Regions from separate parts of the Homo sapiens genome. Here region 2 is linked to region 1. A link is a loop called in an ENCODE intact Hi-C map of the cell type or tissue named here. Cell type or tissue: heart left ventricle. All regions are shown on one strand. Links, peaks and the distances in the headings refer to the core of each region. The heading gives the core; the rest is flanking DNA. Region 1 has its middle 290 kb from the start of LINC02630. Region 2 has its middle 520 kb from the start of LINC02630.

Region 1 (15,572 bases), core at 6,474-11,473:
ACTTTTTAATGATCACCATTCTAACTGGTGTGAGATGGTATCTCATTGTGGTTTTGATTTGCATTTCTCTAATGATGAGCAATGAGGAGCTTTGTTTTGTATGTTTGTTGGCCACATAAATGTCTTCTTTCGAGAAGTGTCTGTTCATATCCTTTGCCCACTTTTTGATGGGGTTGTTTGTTTTTTTCTTGTAAATTTGTTCTTTGTAGTGTGGCAGGACAAGCCACAGACAAAAACCCTCAGACACCGAGTTAAAGAAGGAAGGGCTTTATTTGGCTGGGAGCTTCAGCAAGACTCTCATCTCCAACAACTGAGCTGCCCAAGTGAGCAATTCCTGTCCTTTTAAGGGCTTACAACTCTAAGGGGGTCTGTGTGAGAGGGTCATGATTGATTGAGCAAGCAGGGGGTACACAACTGGGGGCTGCATGCACTGGTAATCAGAACGGAACAGAACAGGACAGGGATTTTCATAATGCTTTTCCATACAATGTCTGGAATCTATAGGTAACATAACCTGTTAGGTCAGAGGTCAATATTTAACCAGGCCCAGGGTGTGGTGCCGGGCTGTCTCCCTGTGGATTTCATTTCCACCTTTTAGTTTTTACTTCTTTCTTTGGAGGCAGAAATTGGGCATAAGACAATATGAGGGGTGGTCTCCTCCCTTAGCAGATTCTGGATATTAGCCCTTTGTTAGATGGATAGATTGCAAAAATTTTCTCCTATTCTGTAGGTTGCCTGTTCATTCTGATGATCTTTTCTTTTGCTGTGCATAAGCTCGTTAGTTTAATTAGATCCCATTTGTCAATTTTGGCTTTTGTTGCCATTGCTTTTGGTGTTTTAGTCATGAAGTCTTTGCCCATGCCTATGTCCTGAATGGCATTGCCTAGGTTTTCTTCCAGAGTTTTTATGGTTTTAGGTCTTACATTTAAGTCTTTAATCCATCTTGAGTTAATTTTTGTTTGTATAAGGTGTAAGGAAGGGGTTCAGTTTCAGTTTTCCACATACGGCTAGCCAGTTTTCCCAATGGCATTTGTTAAATAGGGAATCCTTTCCCCATTGCTTGTTTTTGTCAGGTTTGTCAAAGATCAGACAGATGGTTATAGATGTGTGGTGTTATTTCTGAGGCCTCTGCTCTATTCCATTGGTCTATATATCTGCTTTGGTACTAGTACTATGCCGTTTTGGTTACTACAGCCTTGTAATATAGTTTGAAGTCAGGTAGCATGATGCCTCTAGCTTTGTTCTTTTTGCTTAGGATTGTCTTGGCTATACGAGCTCTTTTTTGGTTCCCTGTGATCTGCCCGCCTCAGCCTCCCAGAGTGCTGGGATTATAGGCATGAGCCACCACACCCAGCTCTCTACAATTATTTCAAGACTTGGGGCTCTCTGGAGGTCCTAATATAGCTCTAGGTTGTCTAGGCAATTTTGTGGGGAAGCAACACACACACACTGCGATATTGTGTAATATATATCCTTCTTCAGTACCACTTTCCTGCATGCATACAACTCCTACAATCCTTAGAACCTCTTAAGTGATGTCTTTTTGTATGCTAATAATTAACTGATGGCTAGCAGCCTCTAGGTAGCTTCAGGATGGGGGCTGGTCACCAGGAAGGACAAAGGCTGATTAGAGGATTGGGACATACAGCCCCCCTCCCCAAACCAAAGGAGGGGAGAAGGGCTGAAAGTTGAGCTGATCACCAACGGCCAATGATTTAATCAGCCATGCCTGCTTAATAAGGCTTCCATAAAACCCCAAAAGGTCCGGTTTGGGACAGCTTCCAGATAGCTGAACACGTGGAGGTTCCTAGAGGGCAGCACACCCAGGAAGGTATGGGAGCTCTGTGCCCTTCCCCCATACCTTGCCCTATGCATCTCTTCATCTGTATCATTTGTAATCTCCTTCATCATAAACTGGTAAACATTAAGTAAGTGTTTCCCTGAGTTCTCTGAGCCACTGTAGCAAATTAATCAAACTTAAAGAGGGAGTCATGGGGGCACTAACTTGAAGCCTGCCAGAAGATCCAGAAGCCCCAACTTTTGACGATGGGGTGAGGGAGGGGCAGTCTTGTGGATCCCAGCTCTCAAGCTGTGGGATCTGACGCTATCTCCAGGCAGGTAGCTTCAGAATTGAATTAGAGGATGTCCAGCTGGTGTCTGCTGCAGAAATGATTGCTTGCTTGGTATATGGGAACCACCCATTCAATATTTGGTCACAGAAATCTGTGTTTGTTGTTGTGGTGTGAGAGCTGAGGAAAAATAGTTTGAGTTGTTCCACATACACACACACACAGAGACATGAACACACACAGGCATGCACACACCCCTCACACAATCCCTGAACTCCAGCACAGATAATATAGCAGGTTGATTTTTGCCTACTAAGCCTCTTGTGTCCCTCTGAGGCACAGGTTACATTTATCACTTCTTTGCTCTGAAGGGCTTCGATTATTCAGCCACTCTTTTTTTTTTTTTTCCTATTGTTGTAGCCATCTGTCTCCTTAACTTGGTTATTTCTTCCCATACCCCCTGCTCCTCCTCCCCGGCCCTGCCAAATTCTCTAGAATAGGATGAAGATTCCAGAATTGGCTCTTATCCTGCTGTTTTCAAAGCAGGCCCCTTTGTAGTCCCTCCCATCCCCCGCTACCCAAGACCAGATCCAGGCAATATTCTCTACATCACCTGCAGCTGGGACGGATTTTGATGTGATCACTTACACACTCTTAGTCCCCAAGCCCAGTTTAGGTTCTGGAAGATCACATCCTCCAGCAGCAGGATTGGAAACAATCATTTCCATGAAGTCAGTATTCCAATTTAATTCCCAGAGCGGAATCCTTCAATGTTCAGCACATTCCTCCTTCCTCACATTTTGTCAGGAGAACAACAATAACAACCAAAACAAATTTGAGAAAAAAGATCATTTCAAACGGTGATAGTTGTTTGAAGGAGAGATGGGGAAAAAAAGAATGCATGGGTGACTCTACACAGCATATGAGTGTTTCTGGGAAGACCTGGGATATGACATTTAGCATTCGAATGCAGGTCTGAAAATTTAGGAGCCAATCAAAAGAAAAGGAACAGGGAAAAGGCAATGAGAAAGGAGGATTAGATCCCCTTTAGCGAATATACCAGGGTAGGATCTGAACCAGGATTACCGTTAATATAAGGTATCGAGGAAACTAAATGTATTTGATTGGTGCAAAAGTAATTGCGGTTTTGCCATTGAAAGTAATGGTAAAAACCGCAATTACTTTCGCACTAATCTAATAAAAAGTCACTCACTCTTGGGGGCTGACCCTGCACTTGCAGGAGCCTAAGAGTGAGCACCTCCTTACACTTTGCACCTGGGCACCTTACTCTTAAGGAGCACTGAGCCCCAGGACTATGTGAGTGTAGAGCCAGCCCCTGAAAGTAAGCACCTTGGTGCTTTACATTTCGTGCCCTCGGGACCTCATTCTAGTTCCAGCCATGGGCAAGAACAAGCAGGTGGCTTTGAGGAACAGAAATAAAGCCAATGTTTCTGGAGAAAAATACATTGCTAAAGACTAGGCAGGGGCAAGTTGAGTATGGGTTAATATACCAGATAAAAAGTTGCTTTTTACTTTATATGTGATGTGAATTTACTGGAGGGTTTTCAGCAGGGAAATGTCATGATCTAGTTAATATTCTAAAAAGTTTACAGTAACAACCCAACTAAAAACAGACATGTCACCCAAGAAGGTATGCAGATGGTAAATAAGCCCATGAAAACATGCAACAAATCCTATGTCATTAGAGAAATACAGATTAAAACAATGACACACATATTAGAGCAGCCGAAATCTGGAACACTGACAACACCAAATGCTGGTAGAGGATGTGGAGCAAGAGCAACTCTCATTCATTGCTGATGGGAATGCAAAATGGTACTTTGGAAGACAGTCTGGCAGTTTCTTGCAACACTAAACACACTCTTATCATATAATTTAGTAATTGCATTTTTTGATATTTATACAAACGACTTGAAAACTTATGTTTGCACAAAACCCGGCAAATAGAAGTTCATAGCAGCCTTATTCATAATTGCCAAACCTTGGAAGCAACCAAGATGTTCTTCAGTGGACGAATGGATAAATAGACTGTGGTACATCCAGACAATGGAATATTATTCAACAATAAGAAGAAATGATCTATCAAGCCACAAAAAGACATGGTGCAACCTGAAATGCATATTGCTAAGAAAGTAGGCAATTCGAAAAGGCTGCATATGGTACAATTTCAGTATATGACATTTTGTAAAAGGCAAAATTATAGAGACAGTAAAAAGATCAGTAGTTCTCAGGGGTTAAGGGGTAGACAGGCAAAAATAGGCAGAGCACAGAGAATTTTTTAGGTCAACAAAAATACTGGGTAGGATACTAGTGGGGGACACATGTCATTATATTCTTATACAAACCCATATAATGTACAAAACCAAGAATGAACCCTAATGTAAACTATGGACTTTGGATGAAGATGGTGTGTCAAAGTAGGTTCATCAGTGGTAACAAATGTACCACTCTGGTGGGGAATGTTGAGAATAGAGGAGGCTCTGCATGTGCAGGGGGAGGGGGTGGGTGGGAAATCTCTGTACCTTCCTCTTAATTTTGCTTTGAACCTAAAACTGCCTTAAAAATAAAGTCTTTTTTTAAAAAAAAAAAGGTTAACACTAACTATTCTGATAATTTAAATGGGAAAGTGTAGAAACCAAGAGACCAGTGGGAGGCTACCACTGGAGTCCAGGCAGGAGCCTGGAGGTGGACAGTGTAACAGCAGAAAATGGAGAAAAGTGTACAGGTTAGAAAAAATGTTGGTATCATATGAGAGTGACCACGTGGCTGAAATTGGTGTTGTTCTAGGGAAAGTTGCAGGTGGGGAGTGTGGGGGAGGACTGTGAAATTGTGGATTGTATTTCTATCACATGATTTGAGACTCAACCATGGTTCTACGGGGACTATAGATAGAATATACAGGAAGGCAGACTAAAACAAGTGCAAATATCTATGAGTTCCCTGTAGACATCTCCTTGTGCCATGAGAAAAATTTAGCTTGGATAGAAAAAAAAAAGCCTGTGTCGGCTGTATTGTAGTGTTGTATGCTTCAATTTCACTGGACACTGAAAATTTGCACTACAAAGAGATTATACTGACCTTAATGTCCAAAAAGCATTACTAATTGTTCTACAAAGAGTTTGTATCAAGCATAGTCTTCTATTGGTATCCTTAAAGAAAGGATTCTGTAGAAAATGCATTGTCCTCAAGCCTCAGTTGGGCCATTTTTACTTAGGGCAAGTCTGGCCTTCTCTCTGCTGCTCCTTTCTGGTGGTTTCTCTATTCTCTTGCCCTCTTCTTCCATTTCTCCCCTACTCAGCATAGAACCTGCTTGTATGTCTTTCCACACAGTAGACTGACTGGATTTGAATCTTTTTATTTTCACTTACATGCAGTGGAACCTTAAGTAACTTACTTAACTGGCCAGGTTTTAGTTTTCTCACTTGTAAAATGAAGATAATACTAATATTTACATCTGTCTTTAGGCATAAAGAGTCAATGTGGTAATATATGAGAAGCTCTAACAAAATGACCTGGCACATATTATGTGTGGAATAAATTGTTTTTAGTTCACAGTAAAAGTGAAGTCATTAGATAATAACTTGCTTTATTTCTGCCTAGAAGCTGTCTGACTCATGCTTACTTTTGCTTTCTTTACCCCTGGAAGGTATTGCTCTTCTGATACAGGTTAATCCTTCTACTTGTATCTGAATCCCAACCTTCCATCCTCCTTTGGGACTCTGGTCCCTCAGATATTCTTTCTTTTTCTGCACCGTTAGCCTCTCTCAATTAATGTTGCTCCCAGACACAAAAAATATAACTTTCAGTTGCAACCTTCCATTTCTCACCCTCTCTAGCTCTGTCTTCCACTGCAATAATTCTCTCTTCAGCTGTGTCTAATCTGTTATCTTATGTTAACTACAATTTTTAATTTAAAGTATTATAATTTTTAAATATTATATTTGGTTATTTTTCAAATAAATCTAACTATATAATATATTGTTGCTTTTTCATACTCCTCTCTCTGATGTCTTTAATCATGTTAAGCATGTTTATTTTATAGCTTCAAATCATTTTATTATTTGAAGTTCTTGGACATATAAGCCTGCTATTTACTATTTGCTGACTTTTGCTCATGCTATATTATTTATTTATATTTTTAATACCTTCCCATTGTAAGCTCATCTTTAGTAGAATTTTATCTGTGAGATTCTTGGCTGGCCTAACTTGAGGAAGTGAGGTTTACTTTTGGCTTTAGGGTTATCATTGACTTGGGATCATGTTTGTATTATTCTCTGCTTTGGAATTCCAAGACAGTGACAAGCATATAAATTGGAACTCAAAGCTATAGGAGGTCAAGGTAATAGCTACAAATTATCAGGAAAGGATTTTTCCCCATGTGCTACACAGAATAAGATGGGCTTTTGTTCCTTTTCACCTTGTATCCATAAGAAGATTTTTCACACTTTTATATATGCTTTAATCATCTGGTGGTCCTGACTTTGTGTGAGAGTGTTAATTCCCATCAACTCTTTTCAACATGTGTGGGCCCATGCCCTTCTCTTCCACCTTATATGTCTCTTAGGCCTCAATGACTAGCAAATCTAGCTGGAGTGGTTGCTTTTGTTTTGTTTTTTTATTCCCTTCCCACCCCCATTTCATGCCCCATGAGAATTTATTTATTTTGCAGGGAGCTCAGATAAGGGTTTAAATGGATTTTTAAATATATATATATATATAATATAAGTAATATATATATAAGTAAATATAATTTACTTATATATACATATTTATTACTTATATTATATATATATATATATATCTATATATATCTATATATCTATATCTATATCTATATCTATATCTATATATCATCCAGAGTTCCTAAGTATTTTAGCTGGAGGTTTTTTGGATGATCTGGTCCCTTGGTACTCAGAGTGTTGTCCTCAGGTTAGCAATACCCCTTGGGTGCTTATTAGAAATGCAGGATCTCAGGCCCCACCCCAGACCTGCTGAATCACAATGTGTACGTTAACAAGACCCTTAGATAAAGTTCAATAAGACATCGCCAAACAGACACAATATGTTTTTAAGATTAATCATTACTGTATCCTACACAAAAAGCAGCAATGTCCACCCATCCCAGGTAGTAAAAAGTTTGGATCTGTAACATGTTCTGTCTGTAAACTCTACTCATGCTGCCAAAGCTGTGTTCTCCTGCTCTCCCCTTGCCTCAGCCTCTAAGATACAGCACAAAGGCTGCTATCTCTGGAGGGTCCTTCCTGCTGCTGCCTGAGGCCTCCTCCATGCTCTCCCACAGCATCCTACACAACTTTTCCATGTCCTATCACACATTGTGATGATCCCCTCCCTCCCTAGTCAGCGCAGACTCTGTAAGATATGGACTGCCTTTCCTCTAGCACAGAGCCTGGAACATTGCAGGCATTTGAGCAATATTTGCTAAATGATTTAATTAACGACTAAAGAAATAACCTATAGGGAATATTAAACACTAAGTATATATAATAGCCTCAAGTTAGCTAACCCTCTGTGGTTGGTAATATAATAATTGCTATGTCAATCCACTTCTGTACCACAACTATATCCAGGAAGGATAACTCTGAATATAACATATCCTTAGAAAATATTTATTTAAAAACTATTTTTAAAAATTTTTTGTAGAAGCAGAGTCTTGCTATGTTGCCCAGGCTAGTCTCAAACTCCTGGCCTTAAGTGATCCTCCCACCTCAACTTCTCAAAGTGCTGGGATTATAGGTATAAGCCACCATGCCCAGCCTAAAACACTACTTTTAGTATTTTTTATTTGGTATACATTTGAAAAGGTGTGAAATGAGGATGTGTGTGTCAGTGGGATGCAATAATGCTGCTTCCATGTTACTCTACTTTAATGCAGGTGTATGGGGGGGACTTGGAATCTGCAGTAAGAAAGAGAGGAAAGATGGAAGTTCCTCCCTCACAAATATCCCACCTCTTCTGCATGCATCTCCAAGAAGACCTTCTGTTTCACAAGTCACCCTTCCAGCAATGGGACGAGTAATGGCAAATAATCATTTTTTTCTTTTCTTATATATTTTTTCAACTACAGCGTATTCTAAATCCTTCTAGAGAACCTTTCTAGTATTGCTCTCTAATTTGTATTATTGCTTTGTGTCAGGATATTGATTTTCATTTTCATTTTGACTGAAAGTGAAGTTAGACATTGTTAGCTGTGAGCAGTCAATTATAGTTTAATGACTATTTTGCAATGAGATAATATTCCTGTTTCCCTCCTCTGGGAAAACCAATTCTGTAAGATGTACAGAACTCAGTCCTCACCATGGTTTTGCATCCTCTCATTTTCCTCACCCTGTCACCGTATTTGGCTCTGTTGCTCAGCACCCTAACTCTGTGTGCCAAGGTAAATAAATCATACGTCAGGATACACAACTGCTCTAGTTAATAACCATGCAGCCACCTAATTAGAGAAACACTGTTTACCAGACATGGCAACTCAGTTTTTCTTTTCTTTCTTTAATTTTCTTAAGGTCTTTGGCAGTTCAGTCTGGAAAAGTAAACGCTATTTACCCAAAAGACAGTAATTTTAAACTCCCCTTTCGGATGGTCTCCAGTGAGAAATGAAGCTGAGGAGGTGGAGAGGACAGGAGGGGCTGTTCCTCCAGCTGTTGGAAGCAATCTTGGCTTGGAGAAGAATGTCTGATCCAACCATAGCACACTGGAAACGTTGGAGCCGTCAGTATCCGGGGAGCAATTCCAGAGAAGGCCTAACTTCCAACAGCCCAGGCTTTTCATGAACTATTCTGGTCGTTGTTTCTCTGTTTAGGGAGTTCCCTTTGGCAGGAGCTGCGATTTACACAACAGAAGGTGACACCACTGGCAGCGGAGCATGCCTCTTCGAATCCCCTACCCGGGCAGTGCTCAGCTCCTTCTTCTGCTTCATGCTCCAAAGCTAGGAACCCACTGAAAACCCCTGCTATGCAAGCCCTTTTATTTAGATTCAGGCGGCTTTATTTTCACTTCCTTCCCTTCGAAATGCAGGATACTCTTTCTCAAAGGCAGATTAGATGTTCAACACTCTGACTACATTCAACTAAAACCCCAGGTGATCCCCATTAAAAACCAGTCAGGCTTTGGGGGAGATGCCAGAGGGGGTGTTGTTGTGACTTGTTCTTTCTGGAAGCCTAAGCCAGTGTCTGGTCTCTTCTATGTCTGGTGTGGCCCAGCTGGTGAGGGGGCCTCTGCCAAGCACTGAGAAGTTAGCATATTACATCCTTATTACATTCAACTATCTCTCTCTCTCTCTCTTTTTTTTTTTTTTCGGTCATGCAACTTGAGTGTGTTTGGGACTAAGGCCTTGAGTTTCTGCATTCTGTGTCTTCTATCAGCTGCTTTCACTCTCACATTTGTGACACCCAATATTGCAACTGGGGCCTCCAGGGTGAGACTGTGCATCCCTAGGAAGCACTGTTGTGATGGAGCCAAAAGGCCTGTGTCTTCCGGGGACATGAACTTCCCAGCCGAGTGTTACCACAGCCAGTAACAGACGTAAAACTCATCTCTTCCCTCTAGGGTCCAGCAAAAAAGCAAAAATCCCAGAAGCTGAGCTGCCTTTTCACCCAGCCCAGCTAGAATAGACTGCTGTGCTCAAATAGACAGAGGACTCCATGGAAAATGTGTTTCCCAGTCCTTTCTCTCCTAATATCCCTAACAGGAGAGAGATCACGCGTCCACATGCATAGAGGCAGAGAAAGAAAAGGAAAGAAAAAAGGTGATATTTTATTTTGCAAGTTCTACTGCAGCCAAATTGTTCCCCTTTTAAGAAGTTGGGGAAAGTCAGGAAAGTGAGAGTAGAGAAAGAGCATTTATTGAGTGCCAATTATTTATTCATCAATTATTAGGTGTTTGCCCTGTACTAGGTAGCGTGCTTCATGTATGTTTCAGGGATTTAATGGTGATTATATATCTAATCTTTAAAATAACTATATATTTTTGTCTTGGGGCAAGGCTGATTATAACCTCTACTTTTACAGATGAGAAAACTGAGGCCTCTTTCAGGTTGCACAACTTGCATGTGGCAGAGCAAAACTCTGAAGCCAGGTGCATTTTGACTCCAGAGCCTGTGCAGTTGCTACCCACTCTGATCCTCTTACAGGGTCATGTGAAATGATGTGGAATAATTAAGTTTATTATATCATGGCATTGAAATACCAATTAAACACTAAAATCATGATGATAATATAATTCCAAAGAAAAACTTGGTGTTAGGGTTATGGGCAGTTTATGTGTTCAACAATTACATACTTTTTGATATTGATATACAAGTAAAATAAAGGAAAAATATTGTATTAATAACGTTTGCTGTGGATCTGCTTCTGGGAGGGAAAGAACTGCTTTAAGTAGCCTTGGTACTAAGACAATAAACCACGGAGAGCCAAGAACACATAGCCTCATGCATAGTAACAAAATCATCTCATCCAAAAGGATGATCAAATCAATACTAACTATAGGAATATTTCTAAATTTGGGTGCATGTAATTATGCAATCTTAATAAATGATTTTACAATCTTTAACAGAGGAAGACATAAAATATGCATTTAAATGACCAAATATTTCATGAGAATGCACTTCATATCAGAAACTATGTTTGGTCCTGGAAATACAGAGATTAAAAATACTCTCCTTACTTCTAAAGAAAGTACAACTTATGAAAGGCTTAACAACAAATTTGCTTTAGGTGGTCTTTAGTAATTGGGTCCTGGTTTGTCACAAGCACTGTGACCCTTGGCAGATCAAGATAGCATGGTGGAAATGCTGTCAGAGCCAGGGAAATTAGGGCTTGAACACTGACCTCAATCCTTACTAGCATTCAATAAATGCAACCATTCTAATGGCTGAAAGTAGATCTGTTTATGTGTCAGATCTTCATTTCCTCATCTATAAACCAAGAGGTCTGGTTGATAGAAGAAGACTCTTGTAGCTCTGGTATCTTTGACTCTATATTTTGAAAAATCTGATTCCACCATAACAGATATGGGAGGTTGTGTCATGGTCAATCACTAATATCAGGAAGAGAAAAGTAAGTCAAGACTAATTTTTCTACCGCAGCTACTATTTCTCTCAAATATAGAATTCATTTTCCCTTCTCCGCCCATTGTACCTCCACTGGGCTATTAACCAGACTTCAACTTGACAGGTTTAAAATTCCATCTTATTTGTTGCCCACCCCAAGCTCAAGTAGCTAATGAGCAGAAAAATGACCAGAAGATGGGAAAGAGGATAAAACACAGAGTACTTCGATATTAACAAAGAAAGTGACAGCTGAGAGCTGACTGCAACTTGTTGACCTTCTCAGGGAGCTTCTTGAATAAATACATGTGGTTTAATTTTTTAACAAGGTTCACTTCTCAAGACCCTCCCCCACCAGGATAGCAAAAAAAAAAAAAAAAAAAAAAAAAAAAAAAAAGTAGAACACTATGATTGTATGAAAGTAGTGATAGGAATTCAAAATCTGAAGAAAGAAAGATGAAAGACAAAGCATTAAAAAAAATCTGGGCACTTTGTCCACAAAGACAACAGATATTAAAGATTGAAAATCTTGAAGTCATGAAACTCCCTAGCATGAGCTCAAGCTGTTGCCCTCTGTGACAGCCCCAGTTCTAGGACCCCCAGGGTGGCACCAGCAGCACTTCTCAGTGTGTGGTCCTGAGTGCAGCCTCCCTGCAGCTGGTGCAGCTCTCAGCAGCTGCCTCTCGCCCACGGCGCTCCTCCACGGTGACATCCACGGGTGGCAGTTCCCAGCTCCCCAGCACCTGTCCTTCCACAAACTGACACTTGGTCACCCGCTGTCTGAAGCTGGGATGCTGCCCTGTGCAATTGTCTCCACATCTGCACCAACTCTGCAGAAGTGGCTCTTTCAATCAACTTAAGATTTTAGAACACTAGCCCTGAAAGGAAGCTGAGATCTACTTGTTTCTCATATCCCACTCCCACCACTGCTGCTCCCCACCTCCCACACACACACACTAGGAAGCCAAGGGTCAAGGTCCGGGGACTTAAAACACCTGAACTCAGAGCTGACTACTGAACACATACACCAGCCCCCCAGTGGTCCTTCTGCCATGTGTCTCCTGAGGATGAGGATGGTGATTCAGGATCACATGGTACTGCGCAGACTCACTCCTCATGCCCCTTTCACTGTTATTTTGCTGGAAAAAGAGCACCCTCATACTTGCCATAGGAAGCCTTCCAAGGAAATGTGGTGACAATTTGGTCACTTCACAATGGCCCTGTCTAAACTTGGGCACTAAAGGACAATGACAAAGAAGCAGTGGAAGGATCGGGGTTTTGGCAACAGCAGGTGACATCCTTGCTACTTACCAGTCTCATAACTGTATACAGGTCATGTCAACATCCTCATGTTCCAGGGTTACGCTTGTTAGTGTGTGAAAACAATTGGTCCACAGTGAGTGTGTTGGGACTAGGGGATAAAGCAAAAGCCCCACTTTTCTTCTTGTAGATAATCCCCTCCTGAGAAGAAACAAGGAGCGGACGTGAGAACAAGTTCAAGGTACAATCCTGAGGGTTCTACATCCCCAAGCTAACTAACCTTCTAAAGGGACCCTGAACTTTAAAAAAAGAAATTTTTTTTTTAAATCCCAGCATTTTGTCAAATGGACTCTAGCGATCATTTGGATTTATATTATTCTTTATCGTTTATAAAAAGCTTTTTCTTTAATGAATGACAGTCATAGAATTACTAAGCAGTGGATCTGAGTTTGAACAAAAATCTTCTAACTCATTCTAGTGTCTTTCATCAGTTCATCATTATCTAAAAAGTACTTTCTGAAAGAAGGAAGGGTGTCCATGGACTGTAATGGTTTTGAGAAAACCAAACCAAACGGAACATTAAAGGTAGAAGACATCTTATACTATTAGGAAGCCAATGCCACATTTTATACACAGGACAGTGAAAAGGCCTGGAGCTTTCTAGAATTCATGAAGCAATCTGATGTCACATCCTTGGCTGGAATTTGGATATCCAGCTGCCCACACTTCATCTACCCAGGACACACGCACACTCTCCTGCGAGCACACACATCCCTGATTTAATCAGACAAGCCATTTTCTCCACGCGGGAGAGCGTTGTTGGCCAACTTATCCTGAAGATCTCATTCCCCTTCTTTCTTTAGCAATAATGAACAAGTGCATTGGCATGTGATGTAATTCAGACCAAGGAAAAGGGAGAGATGTAGTGAGAGGCTTCTGCGTGAAGTTCCCTTTCAAAGACACAAGAAAGAGGCAGCACATTCTTTTGCCTCTGGATGTTGTTGTGTGTGGACATGATGCCTTGAACTGCTGCAGCCAGTTTGCAACCCTGAAGAACCAGCCTTAGAATGAACCCAATTTGGAGGAAATTAATTAATTGCCCCTGCCGTATTTAAATGTAACATTTTGTCTAAGCAAAATAACATATTCTTATAATTTCAAACCACTTCCAGTTGTAGTATCAGGCATTGTGCTTAAATAAGGAATAATGAATGAAATTTCTGTATGGGTGATGGATATGTGGATTAATATAAGCATACAACTATAATCATCTATTATTTAATCCTTATGATAATCCAGGGTAGAAATTATTATTATGTGTGAATTACAGATAAGGAAATTTAAGCTTAGAGAAGGTAAATGATTTGCCCAAGGTCACACAACCTTGTGAATGGCACAGCAGATTCCAACCCTCCTACCTGATTCAAAGCCCAAGCATTCATTTGCTTCCTAATGCCATTTAGAGATATGGGGAATCTCTGGACAGTAACAAATTGTTTCCATTCCAAAGTCTGACAGTACTCATAGTAATTTAAGAACAGAAGTAATGGTGAAGACCCAGAGAAGGGCTTTGTGAACTCTCTAAACAAAAGCAAAGCTAATGTATCTATTTACTGAGCAGTTACTCAACAGTCCAATGAGAGAGAGGTGGGATGATAGAGCAGTCTACCCTCTAATTCAGAGCACTTTTGAGAGTGAAAAACATGCCACTAATGATTAAGCCAGGACAACAGGCATCCACTCAGCCTGTTTGGGGTTAAACGAGATGTATGGTCAACCTAGAGATAGCCAAGGAGCACACCCCAAGTTTCCTTCTGTTAGAAACACCATCCTAAAGAAAAATGCTTATGAAATGCTGGAAAATGTCCCATCGTTTTCCTGTGTAACTCTTATCTATTTCTATACCCTCTCATAATACATTTAATGATTAACAATCTGTTCTGAAATTAAGAGAAACAAATCGAGCTAGGAGTTGGAGAGTAACTTGGGGATTAGAAGCAAATAGCTCCAGATAGGCCTCAAGCTAGACGAGCAGTAATAAGGGTACTTATCATTTTACCAACTGACAGGCAAAGAAGAACAATGTGGGAGAGAGGAAACTGTGCCATGAAAAATTGAAATAAAGGAGAAAACAAAATAGAGAGGAAATACAAAAGAGCTGGTCCTGAAAGAGCGCTGGTATCCAGGAGCGTATTTTACTTGCCCTATTTCACCATAACCCTGGGATACTTTTAATTACTTGGCTCTTTTACAAACAGCGTCTGACTATTTTGTCAGAGGGTCAAGGATAACAGCAGGACCTGCCCTTTCCTTGTGCTTAAAGGGACACCACCCCCATATACTTTCAGGGACACCCAACCTAGAATGGCTCGTCAAGAAGCACACGCATTTTTCCTGAGCGATCTTTCCCCAAAAAAAGCCTCTCCCAGAGGCTGTGCTTGCTAAGCTGGCGAGAAGAAGTCGGCAGCATCAGACACTGTCTAATAACCCAGAATGAGATTTTGTCTGAGGTGCAGCAAATGCTTAGCTGATCTCCTATTTGGTACTCGCACTGAGACATGTCCAGATAATGGAATTAGAGGACACAAAAAGAACAACCAATGAATACAATGTTGACAATAAAAAGAAATACATTTTGGAGAAAAAGAAGGCTTGAGTTTTTCTTTTGCCTTCTTTCCTCTCAGTTTAGGAAACGTGCCCTTTTTTCTGAAGCAACATTAATAATGGTTTGCTCATTAACCTATTGGGGTGAAACAGTCACTTAATAAATTCCAGTAAGATTTAATCTGAGAATTTATTATACACTACAGTTAATTAAACGGATGCTTGTGTGAAAAATCTGGCCTCTTACTACATAAAAAAAAAAAAAAAATCATGTCCAGAGTGGGGCTAGAAATGATGAACATTTTCATATTTTAATTTGTTAAGTTTCATAATTCGCTTGTCTCCTTAACTGTAAATCTCTAAAATTGCTCAACCCCAATTAAGAAAAATAAAAAGCAAATCAAGAGTCAGTATTCATAGAGGAATGCTGTTGGCTAAGGCCCCAGATATTTTTTTGTATCTCTGGTGAATTGCTTGTAAAATTTCCAGGAAGTTTGGGAAAACTTTGCATTGACATCACTCAGAAAAACTTGGAAAAGATTTACCAGGGTAAA
Region 2 (15,572 bases), core at 4,150-9,149, 240 kb before region 1:
CGAGTTTGAGACCAGCCTGACCAACATGGAGAAACCCCATCTCTACTAAAAATACAAAATTAGCCAGGTGTGGTGACGCATACCTGTAATGCCAGCTACTCGGGAGGCTGAGGCAGGAGAATCGCTTGAACCTGGGTGGCAGAGGTTGCGGTGAGCCAAGATTGCGCCATTGCACTCCAGCCTGGGCAACAAGAATGAAGGTCCATCTCAAAAAAAAAAAAAAAAAGACTGACACCAACTATTGAAGAGGTAGGCAGCTGAATCTTATTCATTAGAGTATAAAAGGTTTTAAACACTTTGGAAAATATGGCAGTATTTATCCATGATAAATGAAAATGTATGTGCATAAAGATTGTTCATAGTAGCTTTCTTCTAATAGCCAAAAAACTGACAATAATAAATTTTCATCCATGAATGAACAAGTTATGTTGTACTCATCCAATGGAATACAACTAAGCATTAAAAATAATCAACAATTGATAGGTGATAAAATATGGTTTACTCTCAAATATAGTTTAAGTGAAAGAAACTACAATATTAAAGAAGACACTATTATACTGAATGATTCCTTTTATATGAAGTCGTAGAAATAGTAAAAATAATCTGTAGTCAAAGACATCAGAACACTAGTTGCATTCGGCAAGGAGTAGTAGTGGAGACTGACTGTCCAAGGGCCATAGGGAATTTTCTGGGATAATGCACATACTCTGTATCTCTATTTCAGGGGTATGCATTTCTTAGCACACATTAAACTATACTATTGAGAATTGTGCATTTTACTATATATAAAGTTGTTCTTAAGTAAAAACAGTAAAAAGGGAAAAAAAGTGGTCAAGAATTTAACACACAATGTGTTAGGATAGTTATGATGGGAAAAAAAGATTGTGTTCATTCTGTGAAGCAAGTATTGTGGATATCTTAGAAAAGGTGATATTTCTTCTGGCCCTTAAAAATTATAACGGATTCTGGACCACAGACATTGTGGGAAGGAAATTCCAGTAAGATTTATGTATAAGAGTAAGCAAAGGTATAATTACAGAAGTATGTGGGATATTCAATGAGCAACAATTAATTTCTTTTAGCTAATGAGTAAAAGGAATGATGAAGCCAGATGGTTGAGGAATTCAAAGGGAAGAAGATTGGATTTTATTCTATAGGTAATTGAGGGACACAAGTGATTTTGCACAAGTGAGTGAAATGATCAGAACTATGGTTTTGAAGGTATAATACAAATGACAAAGTGAATGAATAAGAGAAAGAGAAGAAATTGTGAGGCTCTTGAAATATTCCATCTAGATAAAATGAATACAGCTGCCGTAGGAAAAGAAAGGAGGGATCAAATCAAGGAACAAAACATTCTGGGTGTAAATCAGAAAAACTCAGCACATGTTGGACCAAAATAGCAAAGAAAGAGTAGGGCTAAATAATGATGTAAGTTTTCAAGTTATAATTGCCCAGTAGAGTGTTGACAACATAAATAAAATTTCTTGGGTCTATTTCTGAATTTGCCTTAGGTAACAAACTGTTTAAATAATATTTTTAAAAAATATAGTAATGGTTTAATTTGTGTCATGCTTGAAACAGACTGAAAGAGTGTCTGGAGTTTAATGAAGACCAGTTGTATGTTTAGGCAGAGGTTCTCCTGGTTTCCTTATAAGAAAGAAACTGTCGAAATTTCCACAACTCACTTCCACCCCAGCCAAATATGCCTCTTATGCTACTTTCATTCGTTTTCATTAATACTCTACTTCCATTAGAAATAAAAATACCTCCTAGAAGGTGTCACATACACATCCATTACTATTTTAGTCTGAATCAGTGTCTTGAAAAATAACTTCGTGGTCATCTGTCAGGCCACAGAGTCATGACATGGAGATCAGGTAAGTTTCAAAGAAACAGTGGGGGTGGCGGGGGGAAAGCATCACCTTATAGATCCCTGAAGTAAGGAGTCTGGGAAGCCAGGATGAAATGGAGTCATGAGGACGCAGCCTCTCTGAACCAATGCAATGAAGGGAAGGGAGAAGAAAAAAGCAGAGGGAGGCAAAGATGTGGGAGAGTAATTTCTATCCATTTCTTAACTGTAAGACCAAATAGTGACACAAAGCAAACAGCAAAATCTCCAGTAGCTGTAGCATAGGCAAGCACATTCAGTGTCAGTCATAATGAAAGAGGATGAGGAATTGTCTTTATTCAGGCTGTGGTAACAAAATACCTTAGACTGGGTAATATATAAACATTGCAATGGGTCTGGAGGCTGGGAAGTCCAAGATCAAGGCATCAGCAGATTTGGTGTCTGGTGAGGACCCTTCCCTCATAGATGGTGCTTTCCATGTGTCCTCACATGGTGGAAGAAGCAAGGCAGCTCTCTGGGGCCTCCTTCACAAGGGCATAAATCCCATTCATGGGATGGCGTCCTCATGGCCTAATCAACCCCAAAGGCCCCACCTTCTAATATCATCACCTTGGTGATTAGATTTAAACATACAAATTTTTGGGGAACACAGACATTCAGACAAGGAATTGGCTTTGTGCCAGCACCATCACTTCCATTCAGGCAAACTGTGAAAGAGAGGACTCAAGATGTGTAGTAATCACTGGTATCTTTGGGTTTCTTCCTCTCCCATCAATCACTATCAAAACCAACTTCGACACTCAGGTACAGAAAAATGATTAACCCCTGAAAATGTTACTTGCTTTCTGTATAAAGTATGGTAGTGTAGCTCAATGGCTTTCACCTTTTTGGCCCAAAGTAAGAGATGCATTTTACAATATGTCCTTATAAGCACAGGTATATAAAACAGACAAAACTGATACTGAATTCTCTTCCATTCTATTCTATTTCATCCCATCTCCTCTTATTCCATCCATTCCACTGCACTCTACTCCACTCTACTCCATTTCATTCCATTCTAATTTGTTCTACTTTATGTCATTAAAAAATTCTGGTCTCAACCTATGCATTGATGTCATGGCTCACTAAAAGATTGAGAATGACAATTTGAAAAGCACAGACATGTTGTATCAGAGTTCAGGCTGTGTGTGCAGGTGTGAGTTCCTCTATGTGTGTCTATATTTAACATGTAAATGTACCCCTTACTCTGTACCCCAGACATGTACATTTTGCTATCCTCAGTCCTATCATATGTAATACCCTTTTTATAACTAATAGGTTGAATCACTCCTTTACTTTCCTGGAAAAAATCAAGTGCTAATGTAACACACAGTGCTCACATAGTATTAAGCAATTATTATACTAATATAAAATCAAAGAGAAATACTTTATGATAAAAATATGGATTTCATGCCCAGGCACAACCACACTAAAAGATGTACCAATTTTTTCTGTGTTTTTTTTTCTTTTTGTGGAGAACAGGGTCTTGCTATGTTGCCCAGGCAGATCCGGAACTCCTGGGCTCAAGTGAACCCCCCAACTCTGCCTCCCTAAGTGCTGGGATTACAGGTGTGAGCTACTGCACCGAGCCAGACTAGAAGATGTTATAAAGTGATCCCACTCACACCTATGCATACAGTCACCATGAACCTGACCACTCCAAATTTAGATGACTGTAAGGGTGTTGTATTGGAGGCTCACATACTACAGTTGTGATGTCAGCAGCTACCTGATTTTCCAAAATGTTGAACAACTCTTGGTAAAGTTCTGATCAAAACAAATTTGTATTCAGGTCTATCTTCACTCAAGTAAGCTTTGCATCATTAGTAAATTTATTGCATATTAAAACCCTGCAAATGTTATTTGTATTTATGTATAAAACAGATTTAGGTTTTAGGATCAGAAAATTAGATAATTGGTTACATGAATATCCAGAAACACCCTAAAGTTGTGTGGGGCTCTCTCACTCATTGCAGAAGATTTAACATCCTTGGCGTCTATTCTCCAAATGCATCCTCTCCTAATCTGTGTGAAAATCAAAACTGTCCTATAATTTTCTAACTGCATCATCTTTTTTGAAAACACAATTCTAGAGTAAGGCAGCCCTGCCATTTATCAATTGTTTGGTTTTGGGCAAGCTGTTCAACCTAAGTCCCAAATGTCCTCATCAATAATATTGAGAAAATATAAAGAACTATTCAACAGTGTTTTATTGAAGATTAAGTTAAGTCTGATATAATAGCACAGTGCCTAGAAACACAGTGAGCAGTGTAATAGTTGTGTGTAATCTTAATAATTGTTATTTTAGAGGGTCTCTACATTACTGCTGTAATAAAAATGATAATAATAATTGAACTTCAAAATATACTCATTCTATGACATACAATCGTTCTTCTAGTACAGAAATAATCAAATAGTATACAAAGATTTTTACACAAATGTAATTGCTACAGGATTATTTAAAACAAGAGAAAATGTGAAATACTCCAAAATATTCAACAATAGAAGTTGTTCAAATATATGATGAAAATATAACATGATTGGACACTAAAACCCATAAGAACAACCTGAGAAAATGTTTAAAGATAATGCATAGATAAGTACAAATTACAAAATGGCATATACAGAATAATTCAAGATTTATTAAATATATATATATAGTACATGCATACACAAGTATTTATAAAAGTCTTGAAAAAGATAGGCCAACCTGTTAATAATGTTTTTCCATGAACAATTATATGATAGGCCATATTTTAAATGATTGTCATCATTCAATTAGTCAATGAGAAGTCTGAATTAACTTTTCAACAGAAAATAATGTTTGAATGGGTATACATCTATATATCTCTGCTTTTGTTGTTTTTTACAGAAAGCAAACAAAAAACAATCTTGTCTTTTTTAGTAGCATTGCTACTAAAACACCAGGGGTTCGGTCTAGGTCCTGCTGCTTACTGCACAGAAAGCCAATGACTGAGACGCCAAGTATTGTCAAGGAAGAAGGCTTTAATCAGGTGCCACAGCCAAGGAGACAGAAGCTCAGTCCCACATCCATCTCCCTGACTGAATAAAATCAGGGGTTTATATTGCAGGCAAGAAATGTAACAATGTGTAAGAAAACAGGAACTTGGGAGAGGTAAAGAAGCCGTCATGGTGAAAGAGGGGTCCAGCATCGATACCATGATCTGGTTTCAGTTCTTCAGTACTTTTTGTGAGGCCTGAAGGTGGTCTCCTGAGGAAGGAACTCAGATAAAACAAATATGTTTCAAGCTTTTTAAGATCAGAAGGGTCAATTTCTACGTTTATCAAAAAGAACATTCTATGAGACAATTGGGTCAATTTCAGTATTACCATCCTGGTAAACAAAAATGATTACTCTTACAGCAAAATCTCAAGTCACTCAACAGATGAAAGATCTTGGCTGGTTTTGCAATGAGTGAGGTGGGTGAGAAAAAGCATCGGTTATTTACCGTCATGCTTTTAGGTAATCATCCAGACTACTGATGGAAAAAACCCATGTCCTATGGAGAGTGCAGTCCATGTTCTTTATTCCCTAAGCAAATCCCTATCACTTCTGGAGATGCTGCAGTGAGCACTGGTCAGATTCCTTCTGGTGTTGAACTGCTGGTCTTCACCACATGTGGCATATTACAAAAGTCCATGTCATGAAACCCTCTGGGATACCATAATGAGGAACTGACAAAGAAGAAAAACATTGCAAAGTGCAACAGCAGCAATAATAACCATTGAATTTGCTTGCCTTTTCATTTGTTTAAAGTATGTATACAAACATGCACAACAATAACATTACTAAATATTGGTGAGAACCAACATTTGAAATTTACATAATTATTGAGCTTGGTGAAAGCTGAGTCTAAAAATTGATGATACATGAAGAAAGATAATAAACAATTGCTTAAGAGCCATTTTCAACTACATTTCTGGAAGGTTTTAAATTTTCCTTTATGAGCAGTCATAGCAGAAATGTGGTTTTTTTCCTAAGCCAACTCTTACTCTGTTTAGTCTCTAAGCCCCTGAGGTGCACACTGGAAGATGGGGAAGGAGCTTTAAATAAGCCAAGATTTTATGAATATAAAAAATTGAATCTAGGCTATGTCTAAATATAACATTACTTTCCAATACATAAAGTAATTTATTTAAAAAAATCAATTTAAAGTCATAAACATGGAGCTTTTGAGTCACTTGTGTGATGCAACAAAATATATAATTAGAGGTGTCTTCTAATATTATTCACCTGAGCTAATTTTGCCAATTAAAGCTAAAAGCATGAGAACAGGTCAATAACATGGATCCTTTTAATTCTTTTTGAAACAAAAGTCCTGTGTATCTCTCCTGTTCTAGAAGAGAATGCTTGTTTTGTGATAACTCCATGTTTCTGGTTTACCTTTTTAACTAATAAGGAAGATAATTTCTTTTTTCAGTTACTCATTTCCTCTTACATAATGCAGTTCTGCAGTTTAAATGCTAATTGGCCATTTTGGCTGAGGAATTCCTACTTAAAAGGTTTGCCATTTAATCCTAAAGTGTCTTTTGATTTCTTGAGAATGATTAAATGGAAATTCAGCCCTGGTTCAGTATCGTAGAAGCCCATGTGTGCTCCCCTGTTGAATTTCCATGGTTTGAGCATCCTGCTGGGAAAGTCAGGCTGAGATTTTATTGAATTGGGCCCTCCGTATTCAGACTCAAAATAACCTCCAGCACACTGATAAAAATAATGACCCTTTTGCAGTTGTAAAACTTGAAACTATTCCTTGAATGTTAACTAATACCAAAAAGCTGTTTCTGCAAATGAAATGTGGGCATTGGAGCCAAGAAATTACTCTGGATGAAGACCTAGAAATGACATTCCACTCTCTCTTTCAGTAATTACAGAATTCTGAACTTTTCATCAAAGTGGGTGAAGCCATCACTCTAGATGTCATTAAGAGAAGGGTACGTAGAGATGATGATGACCCTGGCAGTGTGTTAGGATGTAGTCATCTTTGCCTACAGAATTCACCAAGAATGACTTCTTAGTCTCCAGTGCTAATGGCTTCTACAATAATAAGATTATGTAGCTGATGGAAAGCAAAACTTAAAAACTCAAATAAGTGTTAGGAAATGCTGTAACTTGCAGTATTTGACATCTATTTCCCAAAGCCCTTAACATTGTAAACACTTTCAGGTAAAATGACTCAGTTCTCTCATCTTCCTTCTCTCAGAAGCCAGGAAGTCTTTTACTCACAGCCCGTTTAATGGGCAATGGGAAATAGCCCTATTAGCTAAGTTTATTTATGCTGACACAAAGAAAACCATGAAGAAAAATCCAAGTTCTAAACTGTAATTTATTCCTGATAAGTAGTAAATCAGCGGGATTCCACTGCCCAAGTAGGGAGGGACTTGCTGTTAAACAAGAACTGAAACATAATGAGCCTCATAAATGTTCACAGCCTTACGGAGCAGTTATTTATACATGAGCTCATTCAACAAACTCTCCTGCTGGCCTGGCCATGATAACCTGGTGTACCCAAGACACTATAAGATATATAAGAAAAATGGTGAACGAATTCTAGAGTTGAGTTCAAGAAAAGTTTTTTGTTCTCAATTTTCTTCTTCCAAGCTTTTCTGAACACCTATGTCAGTTTTTCAAATCCAAGTCCTCTGCTCCTGTTGTTGATGTTTTTGGTAAAGGTAACAATTGTCTAGACCATATTATATGAGATGTAGATAAACAAATTTTGACAATTTTTCTCCAGCTAAAACAGAAAATGGTTAACCCCATAAAAGATGAAGTAGAACATTTATAGAGCAAAATCATACTTTTCTTATTGCCTAAGTAAATTATGGTCTGATACAGTGCACACATCAAATATATGAATGAGTGCATTTCTATATTCAAGTAGAGAATGTGACAAAAAATTGGGCTATAGTGAAGCATCATATTGAAATGATCAAAAAGAAGCCTGATGGGTTAAGAGAAAGAAGGCCTGAATTTTAATCTCAGGTTCTCTATTTTCCAGCTATGTAAACTACATTAACTAACATAACCTCAGTTCTATAAGTTTGATCAGAAAGTAAAGGAACAGAAAGAAATGAATCTGGAGATGCAGGAGTGGAAGGAGGTAGGGGAAATTCTGGAACACAAAAGCACTGTTAAGTTAGGGTGGAGCTAAAACAGATGGCAGTGTGGTGGCCTGGTTACCTGGTAGCAGCATGAGTATCTGGAACACCTTGGGGTATGTTAGGCCGTAAACAAACAAAGAAAAAGATAGAGTGCCAAATGTTAGCTTCTACCGTGTGTGTGTGTGTGTGTGTGTGTGTGTGTGTGTGCGCGCGCGCGCGCAAGAGGTCACCTTGGATGGTTTGGAACATTTCCCTGAGAGTGTAGTCTAAAACCCTTGCTACTATGTAACCACTGGCATCTGCTTCTAGCCCACAAGCTGCTCTGCATGTGGAAATACACCTGCTTTTGAATTGCACTGATGTTTTCCAGTAGACTTGGTCTTTTGTTTTCAGCAAGGAAGAGGAGGGAGAGAACAAGGGCTTTGTTTTCTTATTTAATTGTAAGTCCTGCTTCTGACGCTTTTTCCATAGCTCAGCTTTGTCTATAAATTCTCAAGCAGGCCAAGCACACACTTTGAATTTTGTGTAGCCCTCGCTAAGGCACTGAAGGGAAAGTAAAAGTGAGAAGAAAGAGGGAGAAAGGTCAGAAAAAGGACCCCGGGGCACATTTTATTACACCAAGAGTATACCTGATACATGTTCTAAAGATGCAGGTCTCACAGATCAAATCCTGGGAACAGGGTCAGGAGCTCAATTCAGGTATTCAAGATGGGGCACTCTTATGAGCTCTCTTTAAATATAAATGCAGATTTGATTGCTTTGGGAACAAAATGCCCAGGAATTCACTGACGATAGTAGTCTGTTGTTACCTCTTTTTGTTTTCTTTCTATGTTGAAGAGTTTGCTGTTTATAAGTGGGACTTCAATATCCTAAGTTTGTGTTGAGACATACTCACTTGGAAAAGCCATTTTTAACCTGGGAGGGATTTTAAGGACTAACAGAAATGGAGGCCAAAACAAAAGGGCTACTCCCTATATATAAGACAGCTTTGGCTCCTCTTCTTCTGTGTCATGCATTGTTTCCAAAATACTCTTGGCTCCCCTGATGGGAAACTTGTGCCTGTGAGTGAAACTCCTTATGTTGATTTGCATGTCTAAGTAGGGACATCACAATCTGTATGACCTCATTAAAAGCCTTTTCTTCATTTACCTAAAATGTGCATGCACTGCATTTCTCAAATAAAAATATTAACTCAAAGGAATACACCAAATTATAATAACAGATTATATAAGCAATTTCTTAAAATATATGTCTTAAATATATTTACCTCCCTGGGAAGGGACTGAAAGCATGGCTATTCCCAGAACTCTCTCTCGTTCTTTCCCTCTTCCCTTCACTTTGCTCTAGAAAGCATCTACATTTTGGATCATATACTCATTTCTATGCATAACTCTAGGAGAACTTTGAAAAGTATGGTCCAAGTTTTATAAAAATTGCATGGACTTTATTTCTGCACTAGAAAAAGTATTATCATCTATTTAAGAATCAGTCATTTATTGAAAGTACAGTTTACAGAAAAAAAATAAAATGAAAAACATGTGTTTTACCTGCCTTTGTCCACGAAGATGAATAAAGTCTGTGAAACCATAAAACACACACGTGGGACACTCTTTTTGTCCAACACAAACCAGACAAAAACCTAACACAAATACAAAAATTGTAGTTTTAAATAAGAGTGGTTCCTTCCATAAAAGCAGAAACTGGGCTTGACGTGGTGGCTCACACCTGTAATCTCAGCACTTTGGGAGGCTGAGGTGGGTGGATCACGAGGTCAGGAGATCGAGACCATCCTGGCTAACATGGTAAAACCCTGTCTCCACTAAAAATACAAAAAATTAGCCAGGCGTGGTGGCGGGTGCCTGTAGTCCCAGCTACTTGGGAGGCTGAGGCAGGAGAATGGCATGAACCTGGGAGGCGGAGCTTACAGTGAGCTGAGATTGCGCCAGCCTGGGTGACAAAATGAGACTCCGTCAAAAAAAAAAAAAAAAAAAAGCAGAAACCAGTTATTTCTGTAATAGTAAGAAAATAGGTGACGGGCACTGTGGCTCACGCCTATAATCCTAGCAATTTGTTAGGCTGAGGCAGGCGGATCACCTGAGGTCAGGAGTTCAAGACCAGCCTGGTCAACATGGTGAAACCCTCTCTCTCCTAAAAATACAAAAATTAGCTAGGTGTGGTGGCACATGCCCATAATCCCAGCTACTTGGGAGTCTGAGGCAGGAGAATTGCTTGAACCTGGGAGGCGGAGGTTGCTGTGAGCCAAGATCATGCCACTGGACTCCATCCTGGGCGATAGACCAAGACTCTGTCTCAAAAAAAAAAAAAACTTTTTGGCAAGAGCCAAAAAGAAACTCCTGGATGCTTGAATCTCCACTGTAGGAGAGATTCTGCCCTCCCTACAGCACATGGCTCCTGTGTTCCTCCATGCACGTGCACATCCTGCATTAAGGATGCAGGAGAGGAAAAGAAGCATGCATGTCTAGGCATCTAATAAGATGGAACCACAGGAAAAAGCTAATAAGAGAAAAACATCCAGAAGGGAAGAAGAACAGATTTCTTAGCTACTCGTAGTGAGTGGCAGCGGAAACTGAAAAATGCTCACGTTGTTTTTTTTTTAAGAGGATTTACAATAAGATTTTATTTATAAAAGCAGGGAAGTAATAGTTCCTCACTGTTGACTTTAGGTCATGACATGTAGACAAAAGGTTGAAATCCTGCAAAGGTACCAAATAATCTATTTTGGACACCCAAATATATACTCGGACAACATCATAAGTGCTAACACATGCTGTATAAAATACAAGTGTAAGCAAAACGGATGTTATGGCGTTCAGGAAGGAATCCATGTAATTTCTAAGATGCTTTATCAGTGTGTCTTCAGTTTGACTTCACCAGAGAGTATTGCTGAATGCCCTAAGAGGGTACACCAAGCCTGTCTTCAGGAGTAGAACTTGAAAGTGATGATTTAATAGAACAGGATTAAATTCATAAGGAAAGTTGTTTTTTGCACAATGCTATTACGTGCTTTAACTTGAAAATAGATTTTGGATAAAATTAAGTGTGCAACTCTTAAGTGTCCAGTTTAATGAATTATCACAAAGATAAATTGCCCATGAAGCCACTATCCATGTCTCATGGAAATAAAACTTTATTTAAATCTCAAGAACTTCACTTGTGTTCTCTTCCAGTGACTATGGCCTCTTTCCAAATATAGCTGACACTTTGACTTATAAGACTATTGTTGGCTGGGTGTGGTGGCTCACGCCTGTAATCCCAGCACTTTGGAAGCCCAAGGCGGGTGGATCACAAGGTCAGGAGTTCGAGACCAGCCTGACTAACATAGTGAAACCCCGTCTCTACTAAAATACAAAAAATTAGCCGGGCATGGTGGTGCGTGCCTGTAGTCCCAGCTACTTGGGAGGCTGAGGCAGGGGAATTGCTTGAACCCAGGAGGTGGAGGTTGCAGCAGTGAGCTGAGATCACACCATTGCAATCCAGCCTGGGGGACAGAGTGAGACTCCATCTCAAAAAAAAAAAAAAAAAAGACTATTGATTTTTTAAAAATTTTCTATTCATAGAATGATGTGGTTTAAATTATTTGTAATTGACTTATTTCACCTATCATTATAAGATTCATTTAGATTATTGCACATAATATTAGTTCATTCATTCTTCCTGCTGATGATAATCCATCATCATCATTATGAAATCCAAATCCATTTCCTAGTTCTACTATATATGATCATTTCAGTTATTTACAGTCTGCCTTTTACAACTATAGCTTCTATAAACATTTGTAAATATTTCTTGATATTCTATTGACTATACCTTGGGAGTGAAATTCTCTGGCCATAGGCTATGTGTATATTCAACTTCAAGGAACAATGTCAGAGTCTTTTACAGTGAGTGGTCCAATTTAGTCTCCAGCCAAGAGCATATGGAAGTTCTATCCACATCAAAATATTTTATCAATTACTGAGTGAAGTGTGTGAAAATCTCCAACTGTGACTGCATATTTGCCTCTGATTTTATTTCTGAAAGTTATGTGTTTACATATTTTGAGACTATATTATTAGGAGCATGCAAATGTGGAATTATACATCTTCTTTTAGTTTATTGTTTTAGCCTCATAAAAGTCCTTTTTGTCAATACTAATGTTTATTCTTTCAGGTATACTTTGTACCATATTAGTATAGCCACACCAGCTTTCTTTTAAGTTAGCTTTTGCCTGATACATCTTTGCCTTCATTTTGTTTTCTGCAATGGATTTAAATGAACTCTTTACTATGGTTTTCTATTGACTACCTTTTCTGTGTTCCTTTTCCTCTCTTTCATGACCTTCTTTCAGATTTAGTACTTAACGAGTTTTCTGAACTTTTCCTCTGCTAGCTTGGTCCTTATGCATTCTCTTGTTATCATTTCAGTGGTTTCCTTAGGCATTACAATTTATATTCTTGACTAATGAGACTTGCAATAAGTCAACATTTAAGTACATCCCAAACAGTAAAAAATAACCTAATAACTCCTTATTCGTATTTTCTCTTTCATAAATTTTGTGGTATTGTTATCATACATTTGTATTCACTCTGTTTTTAAAATAATATGGGACATAATTTTCTCATACAGACAATATTTATTTAGATTTTCCCATATATTCACCCTTAATTTATTCCTTCATCCTTCGTGCATTCCCTTCCCCCCACCTAGACATATATCTCTGGAGAACTCTTAGTATTTCAAGAATATACTTTCAGGGATCATTTCTACAGCTTGTTACTAGTATTTCTGTGTGTGTTTGGGATGAGAGTGTGTTTAAAATTTAATTTCTTGGTTGGGCACAGTGGCTCACACCTGTAATCCCAGCATTTTGGGAGGCTGAGGCAGGTGGATCACAAGGTCAGGAGATCGAGACCATCCTGGCTAACATCCATCTCTATTAAAAATATGAAAAAAAATTAGCCAGGTGTGGTGGCGGGCACCTGTAGTCCCAGCTACTCAGGAGGCTGAGGCAGGAGAATGGCATGAACCCGGGAGGCAGAGCTTGCAGTGAGCCAAGATCATGCCACTGCACGCCAGCCTAGGCAACAGAGCGAGACTCAGTCTTAAAAAACAAATTAATTTCTTTTAGCCCTTTAACAGATATTTTATGGCTAAAAGAAATATGTGAAGAGAGAATTTTTTGAAACTGGTGAAACACATTAAGTCACAGATTTAAGAAGCACAGAGATCCTTAAGCAACATAAACACCAAAAAAAGCTCATACACACACACACAAACACACACACACACACACAAACACAGAGACAGAGACAAAGACAGAGAGAGAGAGCTTTACTTTAATATTTACCTTAATGAATTGGCTCATGTGTTGTGATTCAATGCAAAAAGTTAGCAAGTCTAAGTCTGAGATCTTCAGGGCAAGTCAGCAGGCTAAAGACCTAGGAAAGAGCTGATGTTGCAGCTTGAGTCTGGAGGCAGAATTTCCTCTTCCTCTGGGGACCTCAGTCTTTTTTCTTTTACAGCCTTCAGCTGATTTGATGATGCCTACCACATTATGGAAGGTAATCTGCATTACTCCATGTCCACTGATTTAACTGTTTATTGTACTAAAAAACATCTTCACAGCAATATCTAGACTGGTGGTGTCTGGCCAAATATATCAGTACTATAGCCTAGCTAAGTTGACACATACAATTAACCATCACATTTGATATGGTGCAATTGCTCATAAGTCAGGTCAGAGCTATAGTTAAGAGAAGATACCCTGCCTCCCCAATAAATTATTAGATTTTTCTAAAGTATTGCAATGGACACTTGCTAATGCTTATGGAGTTTTGTTTTTTAATTTATTTTAGTTTCAGGGGTACATGTTCAGGTTTGTCATCTAGGTAAATTTCATGTCACAGGGGTTTGGAGTACTGATTATGTTGTCACTCAAGTAATAAGCACAGTACCTGATAGTTTTTAGATCCTTTCTCTCCTCCCACCTGTTACCCTCAAGTAGGCCCCAGTATCTAATGTTCCTTTCTTTGTGTTCATGTGTACTCAATGTTTAGCTTCCACTTATAAGTGAGAACATGTATTATTTGGTTTTCTGTTGATTTGGGATAATGGCCTCCAGCTCCATGCATGCTGCTGCAAAAACATGATCTCATGCTTTTCCATGGGTACATAGTATTCCATGGTGTATATGACTGCATTTTCTTAATCCAGTGTACCATTGATGGGCATTAGGTTGATTCCTTGTCTTTGCTGTTGTGAATAGTGTTGTGATGAACATACAAATGCATGTGTCTTTATGGTGTAACAATAAGAGATCCTTAAGGAAGTGCTCAATATGAAAACAAAAGACTGTTAATGGCCACAACAAAAACACACTTAACCACATAGACCATTGACACTGTAAAGCAGATACATAATAAAGTCTGCATAATTACCAGCTAACAAGATGATGACAGGATCAAATCCACACATATCAATATTAACCTTGAATGTACATAGGCTAAATGCTCCAATTAAAAGGCATAGAATGGCAAGCTGGATAAAGAAGCAAGAACTAAATGTATGCTGTCTTCAAGAGACCCATCTCACGTGCAATTACACCTATAGGCTCAAAGTAAAGGATGAAGAAAAATCCACCAAGCAAATGGAAAACAACAACAACAGAAAAGCAGGAGTTGCTATTCTAATTTCAAACAAAACAGACTTTAAACAAACAACAATCAAAAAAGACCAAGAACAATATTACATATGGTAAAGGATTCAATTCAATAAGAATACTTAACTATCCCTAAAACTGGGTATAGGAGGAACATACCTTAGCATAGTAAAAGCAATGTATGACAGACCCACAGATAATATGGTATTGAATGGGGAAAAACTAAAAGTTTTTCATCTTAGTTTCATCTTAGATCTGGAACACAAAAAGGATGTCCACTTTCACCACTGTTATTTAATATAGTACTGAATGTCTAGCTAGAGCAATTAGACAAGAGGAGGAAATTAATGGAAAATATCTAATAATTTGATTTAAAAATAGGAAAACATTTGAATAGACATTTCTCAAAAGAAGATATACAAATGACAAACAGGCCTATGAAAAAGTGCTCACTATCATTGATCATAAGAGAAATGCAAATGAAAACTACATTGAGAAATCACCTCATCACAGTTAAAATGGCTTTTATCCAAAAGTCTGGAAATAGTAAATGCTGGCAAGGATGTGGAGAAAAGGGAACTCTTGAACACTGTTGGGGAGAATGTAAATTAGTATAAACACTATGTAGAACAATTTGGAGGTTCATCAAAAAATCTAAAAATAGAGGTTCTTTATGATTCAGCCATTGCACTCCTAAGTATACACCCAAAGCAAAAGAAATCAGTACATCAAAATGATATGTGCACTCCCATGTTTATTGTGGCACTACTCACAATAGTCAAGATTTGGAAGCAACCCAAGTGTCCATGAACAGATGAATGGATAAAGAAAATGTGGTATGTATACACAATGGAGTACTATTTAGCCATAAAAAATGAGATTCTGTCATTTGCAACAACA

Evidence for each region. Hi-C counts contacts between places; a loop is a spot of excess contacts. Peaks named below come from ENCODE experiments on the same cell type or tissue, not always from the same donor. Only the 100,000 strongest peaks of a DNase experiment are listed, where the experiment ranks them.
Region 2: a loop joins it to region 1, with 2.0 times the contacts of the local background. A loop is called at or near these places in 1 of 110 quality-filtered maps.

Annotation. Positions count from the first base shown.
Region 1 is chr10:36,181,575-36,197,146 of GRCh38, reverse strand. No RefSeq gene overlaps it. Among named protein-coding and RNA genes, the nearest start is that of LINC02630, 290 kb to the right of the region's middle. RefSeq lists enhancers at 1,175-1,874, 8,868-9,369. In heart left ventricle, for the core only: no CTCF peak of the experiment used is centred there; DNase peaks (open chromatin) are centred at 8,946 and 9,296; H3K27ac peaks cover 1,810 bases.
Region 2 is chr10:36,415,662-36,431,233 of GRCh38, reverse strand. No RefSeq gene overlaps it. Among named protein-coding and RNA genes, the nearest start is that of LINC02630, 520 kb to the right of the region's middle. RefSeq lists an enhancer at 8,828-9,329. In heart left ventricle, for the core only: no CTCF peak of the experiment used is centred there; no DNase peak of the experiment used is centred there; H3K27ac peaks cover 228 bases.